Regions from separate parts of the Homo sapiens genome. Here region 2 is linked to region 1. The links are chromatin loops, found by intact Hi-C in ENCODE. Cell type or tissue: OCI-LY7. All regions are shown on one strand. Each heading gives the region's core, and the rest is flanking DNA. Links, peaks and the distances in the headings are about the cores only.

The links. Peaks named below come from ENCODE experiments on the same cell type or tissue, not always from the same donor. Only the 100,000 strongest peaks of a DNase experiment are listed, where the experiment ranks them.
Region 2: a loop joins it to region 1, with 4 times the contacts of the local background. A loop is called at or near these places in 2 of 110 quality-filtered maps.

The regions. Positions count from the first base shown.
Region 1 is chrX:12,889,139-12,898,406 of GRCh38, reverse strand. It overlaps TLR7 (toll like receptor 7), which reads right to left. Exons shown (of 3, transcript NM_016562.4): 3 at 8,046-9,268. Among named protein-coding and RNA genes, the nearest start is that of TLR8, 13 kb to the left of the region's middle. In OCI-LY7, for the core only: CTCF peaks have their summits at 3,925 and 4,126 (motif pointing right); DNase peaks (open chromatin) are centred at 4,156, 6,096 and 7,786; H3K4me3 peaks cover 2,515 bases; H3K27ac peaks cover 3,804 bases.
Region 2 is chrX:12,498,264-12,511,347 of GRCh38, reverse strand. FRMPD4 (FERM and PDZ domain containing 4) reads right to left here. Exons shown (of 17, transcript NM_001368397.1): 2 at 12,552-12,668. Among named protein-coding and RNA genes, the nearest start is that of FRMPD4-AS1, 130 kb to the right of the region's middle. In OCI-LY7, for the core only: no CTCF peak of the experiment used is centred there; no DNase peak of the experiment used is centred there.

The DNA of each region.
Region 1 (9,268 bases), core at 1-8,000:
TCCATTACTCCCATTGCCACAGGAGTGTTCAACTGCATCTTTCCAGCTCAGCTCTATTCTTTGAGCTCTGTAGACTATGGGCACCTACTGACTCAGCATCTCCATCCACTTGGTGATTCGAAGGCTCCCAAATGCCATATGACTAAGACACACTCTTTGTCTCCCGCCCCCAAATATGGTCATCTTTCAGTGTTGCCTGGTTCAATTAACTCATTTTTCACATCTCACCTTGGGTGGCCTTCCTCAGGGCAGCCCGCCTCTCCTGCTCCCTGGTTTCGCTCCCTTTTCCAAGTCATCACTCTTATAGAAACCTCTTCCTTTCCTTCATCACACTTGAATCTCCTTCAGTGCAATAATCTGATTAATGGATTTCTGAATAAGCTCCAGGAGAACAGGGACTATTTCTATTTTGGCTCGCCAGTGTCTCCTCACCCTAAGCATCATGCCAGGCCCATGGTGGCCACACCATAAATATTTATTGACTGACTGACTGAATGGATGGATGGATGGATGGATGGATGGATGGATGGATAGATGGATGGATGAATGCAATCAACAGTTTCTGAATATTACATCTATGTAATGCAGAATACAAATTTCATAGCTATATTCTATACCATTTCAGAAATGCCTAGGGGAAATTGTAGAACCCAATCAATAATAATGAGTCTTGGAAATTCTTTCTTTTTTTTTTTTTTTGAGATGAAGTCTTGCTCTGTCACCCAGGCTGGAGTGCAGTGGCACAACCTCGGCTCACTGCAACCTCCATCTCCTGGGTTCAAGCAATTCTTGTGCCTCAGCCTTCTGAGTAGCTGGGACTACAGGCATGAGCCACCACGTCCGGCTAATTTTTTGTATGTTTAGGGATTTCACCGAGGCCAGGCTGGTCTCGAACTCCTGACCTTAGATGATCCATCTGCCTTGGCCTCCCAAAGTGCTGGGATTGCAGGTGTGAGCCACCACACCCGGCCAAGTCTTGGAAATTATATCTTTAGCCCCATGAAGGTAGGGACTCTGTCTATCTTCTGTACAGTAGATTCATAATGAGGGGAAACCTGCAAGCTTTGGTCTCTGCTCTGCAGGGAAGAGTCTTTTTCATGTCATGAGTCCAAGCACGGCACCATGTTTTACAGACCCGTCTCCTCAGTGTAGACAATCTGGTTGAGAATTTATTCATTTATTAGCTTCAGGATGGTACTTTAGAGGAACTTTTCTCTTCTCCCTACATTTCGAAATCAACCCCTGAAATACGGAAGGGTGGGGACTTGTCCCTCTTCCCCTTTCCTCCTTCCTATGCTTCTCACAAGAGACAGAGTGACTTGTGGGATTGGTGACAGTGGGGAAACTGTCCCTGCTGCTGCTGCCTCAAGTCTCCTGGCTCTTGTTCTCTTGGGACAGCCTTCCTATAGGTGGAGTGCACCCTCTGTTTGTTTCTGCTGCCCTAAGGTGAGCTCTCTGTGACAGGGATCCTTTGTTCTGGATTGATGGCTTGCGTTTCTTCTTTGCTACCGGGAGGCACTGGAGAGTTGCAAGAGTGCAAGTCCAAGCTATGGCCTATGGAATTCATGCACCTGCTCACTCTCAGCTGCACTGTCTGCAGTGTGAATTGCTCAGCTGGAGAGGGTGTGAGTAACCAGCTCCCTCAAGCCCCAACAATTCTGAACACTTAGTTTTATAACTAATCTATACAAAGCATGGCTATGAGCTTATCGGTAATTCTCACACACACACACACACAAAATATATACACACTTGCATGTATATGTATGCATATACACACAAACTTACATGGACAGGTATATATGTGGGTATACAGAATATATATGTGGATGTGTACATATATATATATATATATATATATATATATATATATATATATATATATATCTCAGCAAGTAAGCACCCCAACGTCTTTGACTTAATTAGCAGGCATGAAACACCTAAACATCAAGCATTCCAACTGGGATTCTAAATTCCCAGGTGAATTTCACGAAGGCTAGACTTGGCACAACTTTGGAGACCAGTGCCTCTTATAGGCAGGTAAGCCCTGCTGGGCCCATTCTCAGAAGAAACCACTCCATACCTTTGCATACAAACTCTGCTATGGTCTCCTTCAACATGGCTTTTAAAATGAAGTTTTATCAAAACATCTGGAAGAATTTAAACTCACATGTGACCATGGAGAACACCAATTATACCCAGAGTCAGGAGGAAATCAGGAGTAGGGGTGGGTAGGAACAGGAAGAACTCAATGCTGATGCTTACAAGTATCATCACAGGGTTTTATGCAAGTTAACATTTGGCGCTACTTCATACTTTTGGAACTTCTTGTGGGATCACAGGAAAAAGCAGAATTGGGGAAATCTGGGAACTTGGATCAACTAAAAGGGACTTTCCTCAGATAAGCTACAAGCAGGAAGTGGTCAGCATTCTTATGGTAAATAGAAGATTATTGAAGATGAAAAATTATATTTAAAGCCTACAGGACGTCTGGGTATCTGGGACATTTCTGGAAATTTTGATGGATTTAAATCTAGAGAAAACGAATTTTGATTGAGAATATGTAACAAATGGAAAAGCAATACGTTGAGTGTCACCCTTTAAATTAAAAAAATTGTTAAATAATGTATGAATATAGTACATGAAATGTTGAACATAAACTTTATGTACAGAGTAAGTGATGAGTAGAAAAAATTTCCCAGATACTGTATACTAAAAGAAAAATGTTAAAAATTTTCACTGTATGAAGAATATAGAATTAGCCTCTTGAGATTATGTAATTGATTAGCCAGGCGCGGTGACTCATGCCTATAATCCCAGCATTTTGGGGGGCTGAGGCAGGTGGATCACCTGAGGTCAGGAGTTCGAGAACAGCCTGGCCAACATGGCAAAACCCCGTCTCTACTAAAAATACAAAAACTAGCCAGGTGTGGTGGTGTGTGCCTGTAGTCCCAGCTACTGGAGAGGCTGAGGCAGGAGAATCGCTTGAACTCGGAGGTGGAGGTTGCAGTGAGCTGAGATCGCACCATTGCACTCCAGCCTGGGTGACAGAGTGAGACTCTGTCTCAAAAAAAAAAAAAAAAAAAAGATTATATACTTGATTAGATATCCAAAGCAATAAAAAGAATTTAAAAAGTAATAAAAAGAATTTAAAAAGTAATAAAAAGAATTTAAAAAGTTATTTATGGAGTGTTTGATAGATGTCAGACCCTGTGCTGAGTACTTTTTATGGTTTATCTTACTTAGGTTTACAATTAATCTATGCAAAACATGGCCATCAGTAATTCAGTAATTCTAATTATCAGTAATTCTAATACACACAAATATATACATGCTTGCATGTATATGTGTGCATATACACAAACATATATGGACAGCTATATATATGTGCATACAGAATACATAGGTAGGTGTGTACATGTATATATATCTTAGCAAGTAAGCGCCCCATCATCTTTGACTTAATTAACGGGCGTGAAACACCCAAGCATCATGCCTGTTCACCAACTGTCTTCATGAACTGACAGTCAAGTAGGCAAGCAGGATGAAAAAGACCTAAATCCTCAAACTGGCAAGTTACTGCATGCTTCAAAATGCTATTTATAGGGCGGGGGGTGGTGACAGAAGGGAATGGTTAGTGGTTGGATTGCTCGGAAATATGAGAGAGAGAGAATGTTCAGCTAGAATGTGCAAGAAAGATTACTGATACTCAAATACAGTTTTAAAATGGGGGCCACAGTCTATAAAAAATGGAAATGTAGGAAAAAGAGGATCGGTCACCCAGTTAACTCAAGGCTATACATCTACATCTGCATGGGCAAAAGGAAATTCATGACTGGCCCCATTTTGAGACTTAAAGCAAAAACAATGGAAATAAATGATAGAAACAAATATTCAATAGTCTGTGGCCTTCAACTTCTTTGTAAACTGCCCTCCCATCAGTAAACATTCAACACACAGCCCTACATATTTCTGTATTAATACACTGGGTATATGATAAAAATAGCCACAGACATACTTTTAAAAACATGACTATATCTGTTCTTACATTTTCTTCCCACATCCCCCTTTGGAAGCCCGTCTAAGGGTCTCAGAAGCAGAACATCAGCATCCAGGAGGGATTTCCCACCCCACTAGGTGGCGCTTGGCGCCACATAAGTAGAACCACAGCGTCTATCAGTAAGATGTTATGGAAGTTACGGTAAAGACATCCTTTTACCCACAAATGTAATCAGCAACTCTATCAGGACTTACGAGACTTCAATTCCATTAACCACCTGCCCCTGTCTATCTAATTCTGCCCTAGTGTTCTTGTTCAAATTGTCTTCACCTTTGGGCCCTAAACAGAAATGCCAGTCCTATATAGTTAAATTATACCTGTCCAAAAACAGTGCCCAGCGGGAAGCAATTTGAGTTTAAGTGCAGCTCCACTCCCGGGAAGTAGGTTGAGAGCACCAAAGTTTATACACAAAAGGAAGGAAATTGAGCACAGCTTGGGGGTCTGGGCTTTCCTTACTAAAGTGATCCCTGTAATAACAGTCCCTGGTGTCACAAAGGAAGATGTGGTGCTTCCCAAACTGCTCTGCAAGCCAGTTGCTTCAAAAGTATTCCAGGGATGCGGACTCCTGGGTCCCAGAGATTGAGCAGTTGACTTTGCCTCTCTGATCTCACCTTTATCTCTGAGTTAACCCATCATCTTTAAGATGGAGCTGCTAATACTAGCCTCATAGAGGTGATGTGAAGATTCAAGGGAATAAAGGAAGCATTTAATTTGCATTTGCTGCTTAATAGATGTGACTTCCCTTCCTCCTTCCCCTCCACCCCTTACTGAATGACATTGTCGGGATACCAGTGACTTCATCTTGAGCCCTTCTTCCTAAGATCCTCCTCACTCCCTCCTTGCCTGTCATTCCCTTTGTGGGCCTGCCCTCATGAGCAGGAGCCAAAGTTGGGATTACTTTAAAATGCATCTTCTCCATTCAGAACATGCTTCCTGTGTTCTGTTTTCTTAGGTGGCCTGTTCTGGAGAGTTGATCATCTCACAAATTAATCCATCACAATGTGTTAATGGACAGGAGTGATGTGTTGAAACAACCCTTGGAACGTTGTAAATTAACTGGGAATTTTAGTTACAATGCCTCAATCCAAAGGCAAAGAAATCAATCATGAGAAAAGTAGGCCCAGAAGAGAGATGGGAGCTATAAACTGTTTTATTTAATGCATGTCACCTGTTACTAAGTTCTGTTTGGTGGGCCTCCATCTGGACCTGGTGCAGGGATGTAACCACCATCCCAGGGTGATAGCAGGACAACAACCTAGTTCTGGCTCCCAAAACAGCCCAAGCAATCTTCTCAGCAGTGTGGTCCCCCTGGATAATGGGCCTCAGATATGGTTCATGGAGATGTTACTACAAACTTCTTTTGCTCAAGTCAACTCATGCAATTCACTGTTATGAAATCCCCTGGAATCAATGCCTCATGGTTTTGCCTTGGCCAGTGAGAAGTAAAGCAGCCATGTGTCATACAAGAGCAATATGGCTTCCTAGTTAGCCGTCTCTGTCTAGTTTTACCCTCAGTAGTTGCCACTGGCCAGAAGAATATTGAGAGCCATTTTCTGTTTGTGGGAGCCGCTGTCTGGCTCATCTTTGCTCTAGGGAAGTCTGAAAACTGCCATGAGGCCCCCAGGACTTCCCATTTCCTTCTGGATTTTACCAGACTATTTTTAGTGAGTGTTCAGTGTGAGACACTGTAACATGAACCTTCTCAGTCATTTTAAGTCTGAGCTTTTCCAAAATGTTTAATTAATATAAATTCCCAAGAGGGGGCAGTGATAAACATATGAAGACATGCAACCACTGATGTCATGACAAACATGTTAGAAATGAATTACAACCTGAGATTAGGGGAATCTTAAAGACTGAATTAGTGCTTGAAAGTTGAGATAAGTAGAAAGAATGAATTTGAATGTGTCAGAGTCCAGCCAGTGTCACCTAGGGAAGATTCCATGGAGCCAATTTTAGAAGATCATGCTCACTGAAGCAGGTGGGGGACATGTGTGTGAGAGAGACATAGGTTTCCAACCAAAAGTGCACACAAAACCACACCTTCCAAACAGAAGCATCCACCTGCAACAACGGCTGTCTTCTTTTCATTCTTGTACATTGCTTGACACTTGCTGTGGGTGTCTAGAGCCAAAAAGGAAACCGAGAGGGAGGGGGAGGCAAAAGAAGAAAGGAGGGAAAGAAGAAGAAGAAAAAATAAAAACCTGAAACAGTGTGAAACTGCCCTGTTGTGATTTCATTCTCACTGGCATGGGTGGCCCCTATGTCACCAGGGCCCTTTCCACACCATCTTATGAGTTTGGGACTTATTCTCTTTTTAACCCTCCTTCTTTTTTTTTTTTTTTTGGAGACCAAGTCTCACTCTCTCACCCAGGCTGGAGTGCAGTGGCTTGATCCTAGCTCACTGCAACCTCTGCCTCCCAGGTTCAAGCGATTCTCCTGCCTCAGCCTCCCGAGTAGCTGGGATTACAGGAGTGTGCCACCACGCCCAGCTAATTTTGTATATTTAGTAGAGATGGGGTTTCACCATGTTAGCCAGACTGATCAACCCTCCTTCTTCATAGCGTTGGTTGGCAGGTGGGTTGGTCTCTTGTTCGCCTTCAGTACATTGTTAACTTGGTAAAATGGATTAATTTTCTGTCTTGGTGTTGTCTGAAGCACATCTCTGTTTGAGTCTCCTCAATCATGTTCTTTGATCGTTTCCCTCCGACATAGCTATTGGACTTTGGAGGGTACAAATCATTCCCAATGTTTCTTAGGGTCAAGGGCTTCACCTTCCAGTAGATGCCAGGAGCAGGGTGTGCTATAACTAACTGTTTCTGGAGCACAGCGACCCAAAGCTCCAAGGAGGGATGTGCTCCCACTGTCTGTGACTAAGCCTTTCCCATCAACAGTGTTCTTGCTTACTGAGCATGTGCAGCAGAGGCGGAGGAACAATTCCAACCTCAACTCCACCCCCATGTTAAAATTGGGCCATAAATAAGTAGTAGGATGTGCAACCTGGTCCTCTTGTTCACCCGACTTAGGATGAGAAGGAGGAAGTAAATAAAAAGCATATCTCATGGGAGGGGGAAAGGCATTATAAATAAGAAGAGTGTGTGTCCTTGCTATCCCCATCACAGCTTCCTTGGAGATGGGCACAAGTTACTCACACTCTCAGGTCGCTACATCCCCTTGCATACTCTATATTCCTTGGCCACATGTAAGAGATGATCTGGACCTAAAAGAGTGTCCAGACAGATGGAGCTGGAAGTAGACCTGCAAATGGGGCCGAGAGATCCTGACTCAGGGTCAGGGCTACAATCAGACTCATCCTCTCTCTCCTCTACAAACTGCAGACACTTGTTTTGCCTTTTTCTCATCCATAACATTTGCCTTGCCAAGTGCCTCCCTTGGCTTGGATTCTAAAAATGCCAAGTCTTGCTAAGGTGTAGTATCTATCTGAAGAGAAAGGACACTTCCTGGCCAAGTCAAGGTTGAAAGGGGCTTGGACCAAGGCTTGATGGTGGAAGCGGAATTCATGGAGAATCTGGGAGTTCCTTCCGGGGTGGAGCCAACCAGAGGCCAGTCAGCAGAGAAGCCCCACGTTCAGAGCTTTGTGGGGACCGTCTGTGAACAGCTCCAGTCCTACAAAACTGCACTGAGGGCCCTCAGAAAGTTAGAAGAATGACATGTCAAGATTACCAAAGAATTCAGATAAAAACCATCTGTTGGTGTGCTGTTATTTTCCTACAACAAACCACGGTGCTTAACCTCATGTCAAAATACTCTGTGGTTTCTGAGTTGCATTATTTTCAGTTTCCCTTCCTCTTGATCCATTTCAGAAGATGTTTAAATTGTCTTCAAGTGATTTTATGTGTATATGTGTTTTAATAGAAGACAATTTATAATGACCAAAAGCTGATTTTTTAATGCCATTATCCTTGTTCTCACAGAAGAAGAACGGAAACTATGAAACACAATAAAGCTTACAGAAGTTGTGAAATAGTTGGCTCCAGCAATTTAATTACCTCTCTATTTATTCCAGAGATTGATTTGGGAATTTGTGACCCTTATTGATTAAATGTACGTTGGAAATAATTCATATAGTGTGTACTCACAGGTAAAGTAAAGCCTTTGGCATTGCCACACGTGAGGAAAATACGACATCGCCAATCTAAGGCTTGAACACATGCACGCTGTTTTCCAAATGGCACAAACACCTTTGTAGATCACTTCTTCCATGAAATAAAGCAAATTGGTCAGGTTTCAATCTTTGAACTCATGAATTTATACCCAGCTGAAAGTACAGGCATCTTAAGAATGTCTTGGTTCTTTCTGTTGTTTTTGAATCTGATAGCTGAAGTTCAAAACTGAAGCTTTCTCAATGTGAAGGTCTATAAACTTTGGTTTCTTCTCCCATCCTCCAGCAAAAAATGAAAGGAATCCATATAATTGGCATTCAAATAATTGTCATCTCTGATAAAACTATAAATAAATACACACTCTTGGAGTCCTCCTTTAGGGTTTACCATCAAAACCATCTAACGTTGCTGTATCAAGTGTGCAGATACTTACAAATATATGGCATTAGTTAACAAAACAGTTTGAAAGATATTGGATGAGGAAATTTTACTTTGGATACAGTACTTTGCAGTGCAGATAAAAACATTTAAGCAGGTAAATTATCAAAGGTAGAGAATATCACTTTGTATAAAGGCAGATCATTTAAATATTTTTCTATTTGTAGGTGGACCATATGCATTTATGGTAAGGATGTGTCTTTCTTTCTTACTGTTTCCCTATGGAACCCAGAAGCAGGCCCAAGGAAAAAGAGCAGGAAGCACTGAAGCAGCAACCACCTGTGTGGTGCCCACACTCAATCTGCACAGAATGGGGCCCTGGATGACACGGAAGCAATTGGTTAAGAAGCTGACTGAGTTTTTTTGTGTTTTTTTTTTTTTGTTCTTTTGAGACAGTCTAGCTCTGTTGCCCGGGCTGCATTGCAGTGGCGTGATCTCGGCTCACTGCCACCTCCACCTCCCGGGTTCAAGCGATTCTCCTGCCTCAGCCTCCCAAGTAGCTGGGATTACAGGCACCCACCACCACGCCCAGCTAATTTTTGTATTTTTAGTACAGACGGGGTTTCACCATGTTGGCCAGACTGGTCTCAAACTCCTGACCTCGTGATCCACCTGCCTCGGCCTCCCAAAGTGCTGGGATTACAAG
Region 2 (13,084 bases), core at 2,341-10,340, 390 kb after region 1:
TAGTACAGTTACTTTACATTCTTTGTGAGGGAGAATTGATCTGTGTTTCTTTAGGGTCAGTTTCTGGAGTTTTATTTTGGCACTTTGATTGGGCCTGGTTTTCCTCTCTCCTAGTATGCCTTGGGATTTGTCACTGCTGTTGTTGAGACTTGGGCATTTGAGAAACAACCACCTCTCCTAGTCTTTATAGTCTGACTTTGTGCAGGGAAAAATCTTCACGGATTAGCTCCGCGATAGATTCTAGGACCTCTCCAAACTTTTTCTAAGGATATGCTGTCTTCTCTGCGTTTGTGTCTATGCTTTAAAACATCTCCAATTTCCTAAGAAGCTTGTTGTTCCTGTTTCTTCTTAGAAGCCTGTGAACATTCTGCTGGTGTCTGCCTTTGGAACTGCAGCTATAACATGCCCTGAGGATCATGTCTTGTTTTCAGCAGCTTCCAAAGAAGGCCACCAGTGCTTCACCAAGTCCCATCAGTGCTCTGAGTAACGTAACTCAGGAACCAGTTCCTTAGACAGCCTCCAGACTAGCCCAAATGCTAGATGCATGGTCCGCTCTTTTGTTTTCATCCTAAAAGAGGATTCCCAAGGTGGGAGGTTTCCTGTTAGTTGCACTATCCTAAATCAGATAGGGAGAGAAGCATTGATAACAGGTATGCAAAACTTTTTAAAAGTTTCCTTTCCTTTTTGCTGGAATTCCTTCTTGGTTTTACATTGGTCTAGATGCTGTAACTTTTCAACTGGTCTTTAGAATTCTCACAAAGTTATTCTGGTCAATAACTTGTTGTTAATTTTGTGGCTCTGTGGGAGAATGAGGAACTGAAGCTTCCTAGTCCGCCATCTTGCTGACATTATCCTGTTTTGTGTATTTCTTATGTCTGACATTATTTTAGAACACTTTTAGATTTGCAGAAAAATTACAGAGTACAGAGCATTCCTGTATATGTGGCACTCAGTTTCCCCTATTGTTAACATCTTACATTAGTGTGGTACATTTGTCACAATTTATGAACCAATATTGATACATTATTATTAACTAAAGTCCACATTTTATTCAGATTTCTTTAGGTTTTACCTAATGTCCTTTATTTGTTCCAAAATTCCAACCAGTATAGCATATTACATTGAGTTGTCATGTATCCTTAGACTCCTTTTGGCTGTAACAGTTTTATCATTTATTTTTTAGGTACATAAACCAACAAATTATTTTTATCATTGAAGCCAAATTGACTTAGAATTTTTTGTTGCTTGTACCTCACAGGATTCCCAGATGATACAGATTTCTAGTCCAAACACATTGTTGTATAATGAGAAAAGTGAGGCCCACAGTGTCCTAGTGATAATCCACCATCACAGAGCTAACACTGAAAGAGCTGGGATTTTACCCCAAGTTTTTTTACTCTTATTTCTGTGCTTTATTATTCTATGCCACTTGTTGCTAAAATACACTGCAACGACACTATTTCCAGAAAGATAATTTTATTGCATCTTGAATTTCTGATAAACAGCCACACTAACTTATGAATTGGTGACAAGGTTTTGATAAACGTTTAGTGTCTTATTATAAAATAAAGGCTTTACCTAAATGCCTAAATTCTTATAATTTTTTTTTTATTTCCATAGGTTATTGGGGGAACAGGTGGTGTTTAGTTACATGAGTAAGTTCTTTAGTGGTGATTTGTGAGATTTTGGCGCACCCATCACCCGAGCAGTATACATTGTACCCTATTTGTAGTCTTTTATTCCTCACCTGCTTCCCACTCTTTCCTCTGAGTCCCCAAAGTCCATTGTGTCATTTTTATGCCTTGACATTCTCATAGCTTAGCTCCCACTTATGAGTGAGAACATATGATGTTTGGTCTTCCATTCCTGAGTTACTTCACTTAGAATAATAGTCTCCAATCCCATCCAGGTCGCTGTGAATGCCATTAATTCATTCCTTTTTATGGCTGTGTAGTATTCCATCGTATATATATACACCAAAGTTTCTTAATCCACTTGTTGATTGATGGGCATTTGAGTTGGTTCCATGTTTTTGGAATTGCGAATTGTGCTGCTGTAAACATGCATGTGCAAGTATCTTTTTCGTATGACTTCTTTTCCTCTGGGTAGATACCCAGTAGTGGGATTGCTGGATCAAATGGTAGTTCTACTTTTAGTTGTTTAAGGAATCTCCATACTGTTTTCCATAGCGGTTGTACTAGCTTATATTCCCACCAGCAGTGTAGAAATGTTCCCTGTTCACTGCATCCACATCAATATCTACTATTTTTTGGTTTTTTGATTATGGCCATTCTTGCAGGAGTAAGGTGTATCCCACTAAATGCCTAAATTCTTTTTTTTTTTTTTTTTTTTTTTTGAGACAGAGTCTTACTCTGTCGCCCAGGCTGAAGTGCAATGGTGCGATCTCAGCTCACTGCAATCTCCACCTCCTGGGTTCAAGTGATTCTCTTGCCTCGGCCTCCTGAGTAGCTGGGATTATAGGCACGCACCACCATGCCTGGCTAATTTTTGTATTTTTAGTAGAGATGGGGTTTCACCATATTGGTCAGGCTGGTCTCAAACCCCTGACCTCATGATCTGCCCGCCTTGGCCTCCCAAAGTGCTGGGATTACAAGCGTGAGCCACCACACCTGGCTAATGCCTAAATTCTTCTAGTGACATTTCTACATCAGTAATTTAAGAAGAGATACTCACTGATTTTTGTATCAGCATTTTCCCTTATGGCCCACTGAATATAAGGCTTCAGAAACAGGCTTATTCATCCATCCATCCATTCATCCACCCATCTACTGATACAAACATACATCTAAACATCTATTCAACAAATACTTATTAACTGCATACTATTTCCCAGACAATATTCTAGGCAGTGCAAACTGATTTTTGTTGGTCTCCTTTATCTCCTGTAGGAGAATAGCCATGAGTCTCCAGTAATTTCTGGACCAAAACCAAATGGTACCAACATATTCAACTTATTAATCCTTTACCCTTTTGGGGGTTTTATGTAGGAATGCGGGCTTGATAATGTGGGAAACTGAAGTTTAAATGTTGAGCTTAAAAAAAAAAAAGAACCACCTGAGGAACCTCTCATGAGCTTGGAGCAAAAGGAGAATGGTGAGAGAAAGGAGAAGCTGAGAGAACAATCTAGAACAGAATATCACCAAAAATGAGTTAAGGACATTTACACAGAAGCCTTATAAAATTCCACAATGATAATAAGCAACATTTTTCCAAAACACTATGGACAATTAACTTTTTGAAAGTACAATGGGGCTGTTTTTCTGTCGACCATTAGTAAGCGCAAATTGCTATGTAATTTTCACCTTCCTAATAATTATTTGCACTTGTATTCAGCATTCCATTGTGACTGGGCTGCCCCCTGCTATCATTTCCTGTCCTCTGTACCCCTCCCACAAAGGTGCTGGTTAGAGTGGGAGAGCAGATGCAAACCCTGTGATTGATTAGCAGACCTCCTCCCTGTGAACACCCACCAAAAGGAAGGGAGGAGTCATGGCATTTTCATATTAAAAGTTGTACTTCTCTGGTGAATGTTGACATTGTTCCTAGAACAACCTTTAAGGTAGGTCATAGGTGTCAGAGCTATGCAAGAACTGCATGCTGACAGAAGACACATCATAGAGCTTTCTGGCAACAAGTAGGACAAACTGGGGCTCTGAGGTCCATTTTTAGCTCCCTGCAACCTCAGAAAAGTCATTTTACTAATCTCTGCCCTAGTTTCTTTCAAACATAAAACATGTGTCAGCTCCTCATTTCATGGGAGGGTTTTGAAAATTTATCAATTAGTGAATTAAAAATATAAGAATGGGCTCAAATGGATGATGTTTTAGAGTAGGGATTGGCAAAGTACTATATAGCTCATGGGTCACATCCGGCCCCCAGTCTGTTTTTGTAAATAAAGTTTTATTGGAACACAACCATGTCCATTTATTTACATGTTTCCTATGACTGCTTTAACACTACCATGGCAGACTTGCACTGTTGAGTCACAACAGAGACCACATGGCCTCCAAAGCCTAAAATATTTACTATGTGACCATTTACAGAAAAGGTTTGCTGACCTGGCTTAGAGGATTACCTTGGGGTGGGGGAAGAAAAGTATTTATCTTTTTATGAGAAAACCTATCCTTGACAGGGCATGGGGATTGCTTTGTGAGGGAGTCAACAGCTAAAAGCAATCATTCCTCTTTGCTAAGCCTTTATTGAGAAGGCCATGTGAGAAATGCTTTTTTAAAAAGAGTCAAGAGGTGAGGTTGGGAGGTGATGGTGAAAGGCTAATGAGTTGTTAACAGACATGGCCTTCTAAGAAACATGAATGACCAAGGAACCCTGCCATATCCTTTCTTACTTGTGTTACTTCCCTGTATTAGCCAACCACTTACAGTGAAAATGATGACAGAAGGAAAGGGAAAGATAGGGCAGCCCACTGTTCTTTTTCTTTCAGTTCTCCCTTACTCACCAGCAAGCCAAAGGGAGGGAGTGTTAGTAGGATGTGCTCATATTAAGAAGTACAATCAAAACAATTGAGTTAGTTGTGTGCAGCATTTCTACTGTTCTGATTAGAATGAAAGACATATGCATGTCTAAGCTATGAAATACAAATTGTATCATTTCAGTGATTCTTCAGACAAGTTAATGCTCTTATATTTTCATCTGAAACTTTCATCATACAAGGATGATTAGTAAAATTCCTGCTAATAATTTAAAATTTTCATGTGTCTTATTATGAAATGTCATTAAATAGGCCGGGTACAGTGGCTCACGCCTGTAATCCCAGCATTTTGGGAGGCTGAGGCAGGCAGATCACGAGGTCAAGAGATTGAGACCATCCTGGCCAACATGGTGAAACCCCATCTCTACTAAAAATACAAAAATTAGCTGGGTGTGGTGGCGTGCACCTGTAATCCCAGCTACTCAGGAGTCTGAGGTGGGAGAATCTCTTCAACCCAGGACGCGGAGGTTGCAGTGAGCCGAGATCGTGTCATTGCACTCCAGCCTGGCGACAGAGAGAGACTTTGTCTTAAAAAAAAAGTCATTAAATAGGAAATAAAAAACTCTATGACATGTTAACAGAGAGACCACAGAAGAAGGGGAAAAGCTTTACATTTTCATACCTTTTCCAGCACTTTTATCCTGCTTTTTGAACAAGGGGCCTGCATTTTCATTTTGCAACAGGTCCTAAAAATCATGGAGCCAGCCCCATGTGCTCAGCGGCACCCTTTAAGTTCAAAAAGCATTTCTGAGTTTCTCCCAGCCTTCTCAACCTGAACACCTAATGCCAAACCTGTGTTTATGGAGCAGCCGGAGGGCATGCTCCGTGCAGCAAATATGTGACATGGCTACTCGTGACTCAGATTGATCCGAGTGTTCACTGGCTCCAAGAGTAGTGTGATCTCTTATCATCCTTGCAATTGAAGGAGCTCTTCACCAGAAATTGGCCATTGATAACAAGGCTTTATTCAAGCTTTGAGAGGAACTACAGGATAAGGGCTTGGCAGGAACTGCAGTTTCCCACCTTTTGGTGGACCACAGTATGGCACTTCTGTCACCAGCCCTCCCGTCTCAGTTGCTCTCCCCCCCTTTTTTTTTTTTTTTTTTTTTTCGGATGGAGTTTTGCTCTTGTTGCCCAGGCTGGAGTGCAATGGCACGATCTTGGCTCACCGCAACCTCTGCCTCCCAGATTCAAGCGATTCTCCTGCCTCAGCCTCCCAAGTAGCTGGGATTAAAGGCATGTGCCACCATGCCTGGCTAATTTTGTATTTTTGGTAGAGACAGGGTTTCTCCATGTTGGTCAGGCTGGTCTCCAACCCCTGACCTCAGGTGATCCGCCCACCTCAGCCTCCCAAAGTGCTGGGATTACAGGTGTGAGACATCGCTCCTGGCCCTGCTCTCCTTCTTTTATGCTGGAGTGCAGACAATACTGAAAAGGCACCTGCCTCCAAGGTGATTCCATGTCCTCTTAAGCTCAGCCAATTTACTTGGCAGCAACACCCACACCCCCACGTGGCATTTGGCACAGGCCAGAATTTCTGCCTGTGCCCCAGCCTTAGGCAATAACATCAAAATTGCTCTCTGCAAGGGTTGGCTCAATCTAGAAAGAAGAGGTCCAGAGGCCACTCAAAAAAATCAAGGGTGGCAGGCAGCCCCAAGCTAGTATTTCAATTACAGGCTGTGATGGAAACCTGGTCCTCCAGGTGCTTCTCCTTTGCACAGGTTGGCCATCCCTGTGATACTGAATGGACTTTGTGACCCACCTCCTGTACATCCCTAGGGGCTATATACAGCATAGGAGAAGAAAGAGGCGACCCAGTGCACTAGCTAACCTGCTGTCCACAGCTTGGCTTGAATGTACATGCCCCAACTCTGTTGTAGTCAAGTGGCCCAAGGAACTTTAGATAATTACAATCCCTCCAGATACTCTGGCCTGCTGGACAAATAAGGAGAGCAACTCAGGGATTTGTCCTAGAGTGAAGGCCAGATTAAGTAAGCCAGCAAAGTTTCAAGAAGAAACATTCAAGAAGAAACATAGGGAAAATGAAACAGCCTCTGAAGCAGAAGTTTGCCTAGCACAGCTCTTTGTGCCATATGCCAAATTAGATCTGGAATGATAGAGTCATTTCAGAGCTTTCCTGTTAAAAGCCCTTCCATCAACTCTGCAAACTTACCTTCCAGCTGGGAGCAGTGATTATTAACTCAGCAGATAGGTGCTTTGTCAGATTCAAAAGAAAACAAATCTGCTCCAATGAAGGGAATAAACAGCTCCTAATGTTCAGCCTGGGAAGCTTTTGTATTAACAGGGCATAATTACCTTTCATTTCATGTAATGATACTATCATATTGACTTCGTTTCCCCCATTCCAAAATTACAATATACTTTCCTCCCCTTGACTGGATGCTTGGGATCTAGGAACTCATTGAACCAAATGACATTTGCTCTTGCCATGAGGCAAGTATTTGCTTTTTATGCAGAACCCATCATGCGTACTCAAAAGCAACATATTTAAGAATTGTTCATCAAAAACACCCACAAAAAATGAGGCAAACTGCCTGTTTTCTAACATATTGCTAGTTATTAACTCTTTGGATGCTTATACACCTCACAGAATAACAGAGTAACCTATCACCAAGAGATTTCTCTTATTTCCTTCATGGGCACAACTGTTAATTTCCACAAAGACCTGCAGCATTTTATTAGCAGAGACAAAAGATAACAACTTGTGTAATCTCTCAGATCAATTTGTCCTTTGTTGGGTGTGTATTAAAACGTAGGCTTGATAAAGTAGGAAATTGGTGTCTGCTCCAAATATAAAAATATCACAGGGGATGATGGGCACAACCACAATATCCACATCCCAACTTTACACCTTAACTCTTCTTGACATTTAAAAAACTTTTTAGAGGAGAAAAAGTTTAAGGGAATTCACCACAGAGTAACAGATAAAGGGACTCCACAGAATAACAGTAAAAGTCTCATGAAATCTTGTAGTAAAAATCAAGAAAAAAATATCCAAAGAATAGCCCTAGAACTACCAAATAATATCTGAAGATAACCTATTAGACTGGGTAAATACTTTGGGGCTCACACAGAAGAATGAGGTAAGGCTTTTCTATTTCTAATTTCCATGATGACAGAATCCTATCATGTTGACTTGACTGTCTTCTGCTGTGGTTGATAAGAAAGGGCATACAAATTACTTGTATTTATTCAGATTATTATTTTCTATAGATAGATAAGCCAAAAACACATTTTACATTGACCATGGAATAGATTGGCAGATGGGAATGACTAAACTACTCCGAAGTTGAGCCAAGCCCATACTGCAGAACAAAGTGGAAGTTTCCACATCTCATTACTAATCTCTACTCTTCAGGATTCAGAGTTGAATTATTCTGCATTAAGGAGATAGTAACTCAGTTTAATTGCCCACTGTGGGAATTGCTGGTAGAATAATAGAACAGCATGTCTTGTCCAATCCTCATACAGGGCTACTTTTTGTGTACACAGGATGAAGGTGGCCAGGAAGCCAGCAGGCCAACAAGAAAAAGCCTCTTAAATTTATAACTTGAAAAATCAGGCCATGTGCTTCGGAACTGACCCTCCAGTCTCCTCTCCAACCCCCATCTCTATCCCCAGACTCTAACTTGGCTCATCATAATAATCTATTTTGCCAGCTAGTATTTTAATATTTATTTTGCTCATGTTTTAATTTTTTCCTGTAATTTACAAAACCAAAGTTCCAGATTTATGAATCATGTTACTTTGCATTAACTCTCCCTACCTTTGCAGTCAAACAAGCATATTTTTACCCAATTTAACTAAAAAATGGTGTTCCTCATTCTCTGACTTTTAAACATGTATTTTTAAAATACCTTATCTTGTGTTATCCAAACCAGAACACTTTGAGAGCAAAAGGAGGTGCTGTCTGTAATTACTTCAGAATGATACCCATAAACCAGGACTCTCCTGGGTGAATGTGACTGTATAGTCACTCATCTATAGTCTATATCTGTATCTAATCATCTATACCCATATCCATATCTATAGCTCTATCATCTATACCTATAGTCTATATCCATCTATGTATCTATACCCATCTATCTCTGTATTAATACTTACGTCAATGTCTATATTCTCTATCATCTATATGTATGTCCACATCTATATCTATTTTTATATCTGTATCTATGATTGGATCTATAATATATCTACATCCCTCTCCATCTATACCTACATCTAAAGTTATTATTAATTGATGCTGTTATTGTAACAATCACCTTAGAGTATCTCACTTTCTCTGTTTCTCTTCATTTCTCTTTCTCTTCATCTCTCCCTCTTTTATCCATTTCTCATTGGGACTCCCTCTCCCATGACTCTTTCCTTTTCCTTGTAGTTTCTTTCTTTCCATCTGTCTTCCTCCCTTCCCCTGCTCTGCTCTCTCTTAACTGGTAATAGTAAGGAACTGAGAAATTTTAAATTTGCATCTATCATATTTCTTAAACAATGTTTTCTGTTCCTTAAAACTGCATTTCATATTTCTCCAAGAATATCAACAAAAGTTGTTCCTTCTCATAGGCTGAGTCTCAGTTCTACCATCCAGAAAAATGGAGTTAATCATTTCTGTGTTCAAGCCAAATAAATGAGATCATGTGTTGACAAGTGCTTTACAGCAGCAACCATAGCTGTTCATTAGAATTACCTGGGGAGCTCCTGAAACTCACTATTTCCAGGCTCAATCCCAGACCCAGGCATCAGGATTTTTTACTGATCCTCAGTCTATTCCAATGTGTGGCCAAGGTTGAGAACCATTAGTTTGCAGCCTATACGGTATTATAAAAACATATATTAGCATGTGTTTATTGCATCCTTCATTTAACCCCGTGAATCAGTAACTCTATAGATAACAGGTTACCCAGCCCTACCCTAAATAATTGGGTATGGAAGAGGGAAGATGAAACTTGAGCACATTTTGAACTCTCCTGGGCCATGTTCTGAAAGACTCATTATGTTAGAATTATCTCATTATTTAGTTGTTAGACTCTAACTTTGAACACATAAAAGCCAACTTCCTCCCATAGCTTTGTCTGTCACTTGGAATACTTGTACCTCCATCAGAAACAATTGTCTGATGGGGGTTATTTACATCCTAAGACGAGATAAAAAAAAGAAAACATCTAAATTTCTCTTTCAAAAAATATGCAAGAGAGTGAAAAATTCAATGCAAAGGTGCTAATTATCAACCATAGATTAATTTTCAAATTGTACCTTTAACTTCTAAAACTAATGAGTACAGAAATATTCCACACTGCAAACCTGGGCTCCCGAGAACTCTGATAATTAGAATACCTCTTTGTAATAAACATTACCTAGTAAGTAAAAAAAAAAAAAACAAGGAAAGGAAAAGAATGATTGTCATTATTTATAAAACTCATTAGTGATAAAGAACAAACACTTTCCGAAGAAATACTGTTCTTGACATCTTAAAACTTTCTCTGAGAGGACTGTAGAAACTTACTTTTCAAGTAAAATGAAACCACATGGATTTGGAAAAATAACACTGGTGACTTTGGTTTTAAAACTTGCCATTTAGTAATCAGTGCAGGTTTCTCTATTAAGCTGCTGATTTGCTCTTATGTTTTAACAGTGGGCATTAGGCCAGTGTAAATGTTAAACTGACACCCAGGCTGGCTCTTAAAAATGTCAGCGATGCTAATGGTAATGCATGAAGGCAGAGCTAGCTGACGTTCCCAGAACCTCTAACCAGTTGGCCTCAGTTTGGGTTTCCACCTATTGATGGAATGACCTGGAATGTATGGGAACCCAAATCCAACCAGGGGAAAAGAAACACCTGTTTTAATCAGAGAAGTCTGATGCATACCTTCATAAACCCATCATCCATATCTTTTAAAAATTATATTTCTTCAGCCCAAAATTTTTATTGTTTTGAGTCAAAGCATCTAGTTCACCTTAACTGAGCCAATTGCACACAATCATAGCCATGTTACAAAATAGATGGTACAATATAATATTAAAAAATACTGTCTTCCTAGCAGCCTAAGGGACTTGGACAAACGGTATGAAATTATGAATTCAAACTCTGGGGTTTGAGCCAAACTATTGGCCTTTCTTCTAATCTTTGAGGTTTCTGGGAGGCCCTGCTCCCACTGCCATTTCTATGATAGTATCTCTGTGAGCATATCCTTAGGAAAGCCTTGGGAAGCCAGGGGGCCACTTTCCAGTCATGTTCAAGGGCATACTGGATCTTCCTGGGATGGACCCAGGAGTTAAGTACGTCAGAAAGAAACTGTGCTCTGAAGGGGTGGGAGTCCTGTCCCCTGTGCAGCAATTCTAGGGAAGGAGAGAGATTTGGGCTTCAGAGACTGAGAAACTGTCCACAACACTCACATGTGTTGTCCCTGTTGATACTTTCCAACAATCCTCACTTGTATGTGGTGGTGCGCGGGGGTTGGTACAAAAGACCAAATCCCCTAGAAACAATCTTGGCAGATATTTTTTATAAAAATGACCCCTCACCTCACGGTGATCCGGTGTTTGGCTAATCAGTCCATAATCAACTTGGCTGGAACAAAGAATGTAGCATGTGGTTGTGAAATAATTTTTTTTTCTGGCCTCCAATCTCTCCTCTATTATAATCAGGATAGACCCAACCACACTTCCTGATTTCAAATCTGTTTCATGAATTTCTTATAATTAAGGATATTTTGCTCAGGTTGGAGAAAAAGGGCAGTATGGACCCTTGCCATTTTGAGAAATAGAAATGCTCTTTTCACAAAACTGCAAACAAACAAACAAACAAAAAAACGAAACAAAAAAACCACTCTGCAGCCACTCCAGAAAACAGTTTGGTGGTTCCTCAAAAAGTTAAACACAGCCTTTAATTTTGACCCAACAATTCCATATGTTTCAGCAACTCCACGCCTAGGTATGTGTCTAGAAGATGTGAAAGCAGGGACTCAAATTGATGCTTGTACACCGATGTTCATAACAATACCAGTAACAATAGACAAAAGGTGGAAACAACCCAAATGTCCATTAACAGATGAATGAATACACAAAATGTGGCCTATCCACACAAGGGAACATTAAAAAGGAAAAATAAAAAAAGGAAAAACTTCTGACATGTGCTACAGCATAGATGAGCCTGAAAACGTTACGCTAAGTGAAAGAAGTCAGTGACAAAAGGACAGAAAATATATAAATTTCACTTGTATGAGGTCCCTAGAGCAGATAAACTTATGGAGACAGAAAGTAGAATAGATGTCACCAGGGGGTAAGGGGAGGGAGGAACTGGCAATTATTGTTTAATGGGTACAAAGATTCTTTCGGGTATCATGAAAAAGTTCTGGAAATGGATAGTAGCGAATGGTTGCACAACATTGTGGATGTACTTAATGCCACTGAATTGTACACCTAAAACTGGTTAAAATGGTAAATTTCATGTTATCTTTCTCTCTTTTTCTCTCTCTCTCTATACCACAATTAACAAAAAACCAGAGCACCACAAAAATCCAAAACCTAAGCCAACGTTAGTGTGAGAAATTTACAATAAAACAAATAATGTACATAATCCTTTTAGCTGATTTTTAAAAAATTACAGATGAGAAAGTAGCATTCCTGTCTTGACCACTCCTAGAAAACCTTGTAAATGAGATTCTTGCATGTCCAACTTCGGTTGTTAATCTCAGACAACGAATACAACTTGGCCTAATATTTAACGGTGGAAACTTTTGCTCTGAGCCAGGCTTACCATGCTACACAGTGACTTGTCATTCGAAGATGGTGCCTGTCGAAGAATGAAGCAACCCAACATCACAATATATAGAAATATAAATGTATAGAAATAAATATATAAATATATAGAAATATAAGCAGCTGGCTTAAGAGATCCAGCTGCTTTAGTAATGGCCTCCAAATGCCTATGAGTGCCTAATTTAAGTATGTTCATTCTCATAAACAAAGATAAAGAAGTCCATTGGCCAAGGATTCTATTGTTCATGCCATCTGTTTAACCTACTTGATGAAGTAGTCTCGCCCATCTCGGTTTGCCGTCATCTCCCATCCATAGGGCGGCACCTGGCTCAAGCCCCAGGTTCCCGAGGGAGGCGGCCAGCCTGAAGACTTCGTCCTGTGGCTGGAAAAGAAAAAAAAAAAAGCATCATTACACCTGACTCCTGAACATTCCTTCTGAGACAAACTCTGGAAGGAGAATGTGACTTGCTCCTCTTAGATTGGGCAAACCCCCAATTAACGTTGCAACAAAAATCGACACATTATCTTTTACAATTTCTAGTTTACAACTTCAATTCAGCAGCAAAATGAAAGGGTAGGTTCTGGAGAATTTTCTAGGTGCCTGCCTTTCCAAGATCAAGAAGAAAGAGGAAGTAACTCCATGTGACAAGCAGTAGCAATGGGCAGCCTTGTAGTCACAGTCTGTAACCAGAGGCCTGAGTCCAGTTTCTGAAGCATCACTGAATCCTGGCTAAGCCTCCTCAGCCCAGGACCTGCAGAAATTCCTCCTTGCCCTCATGTATGCCCAAGACTTCCTCA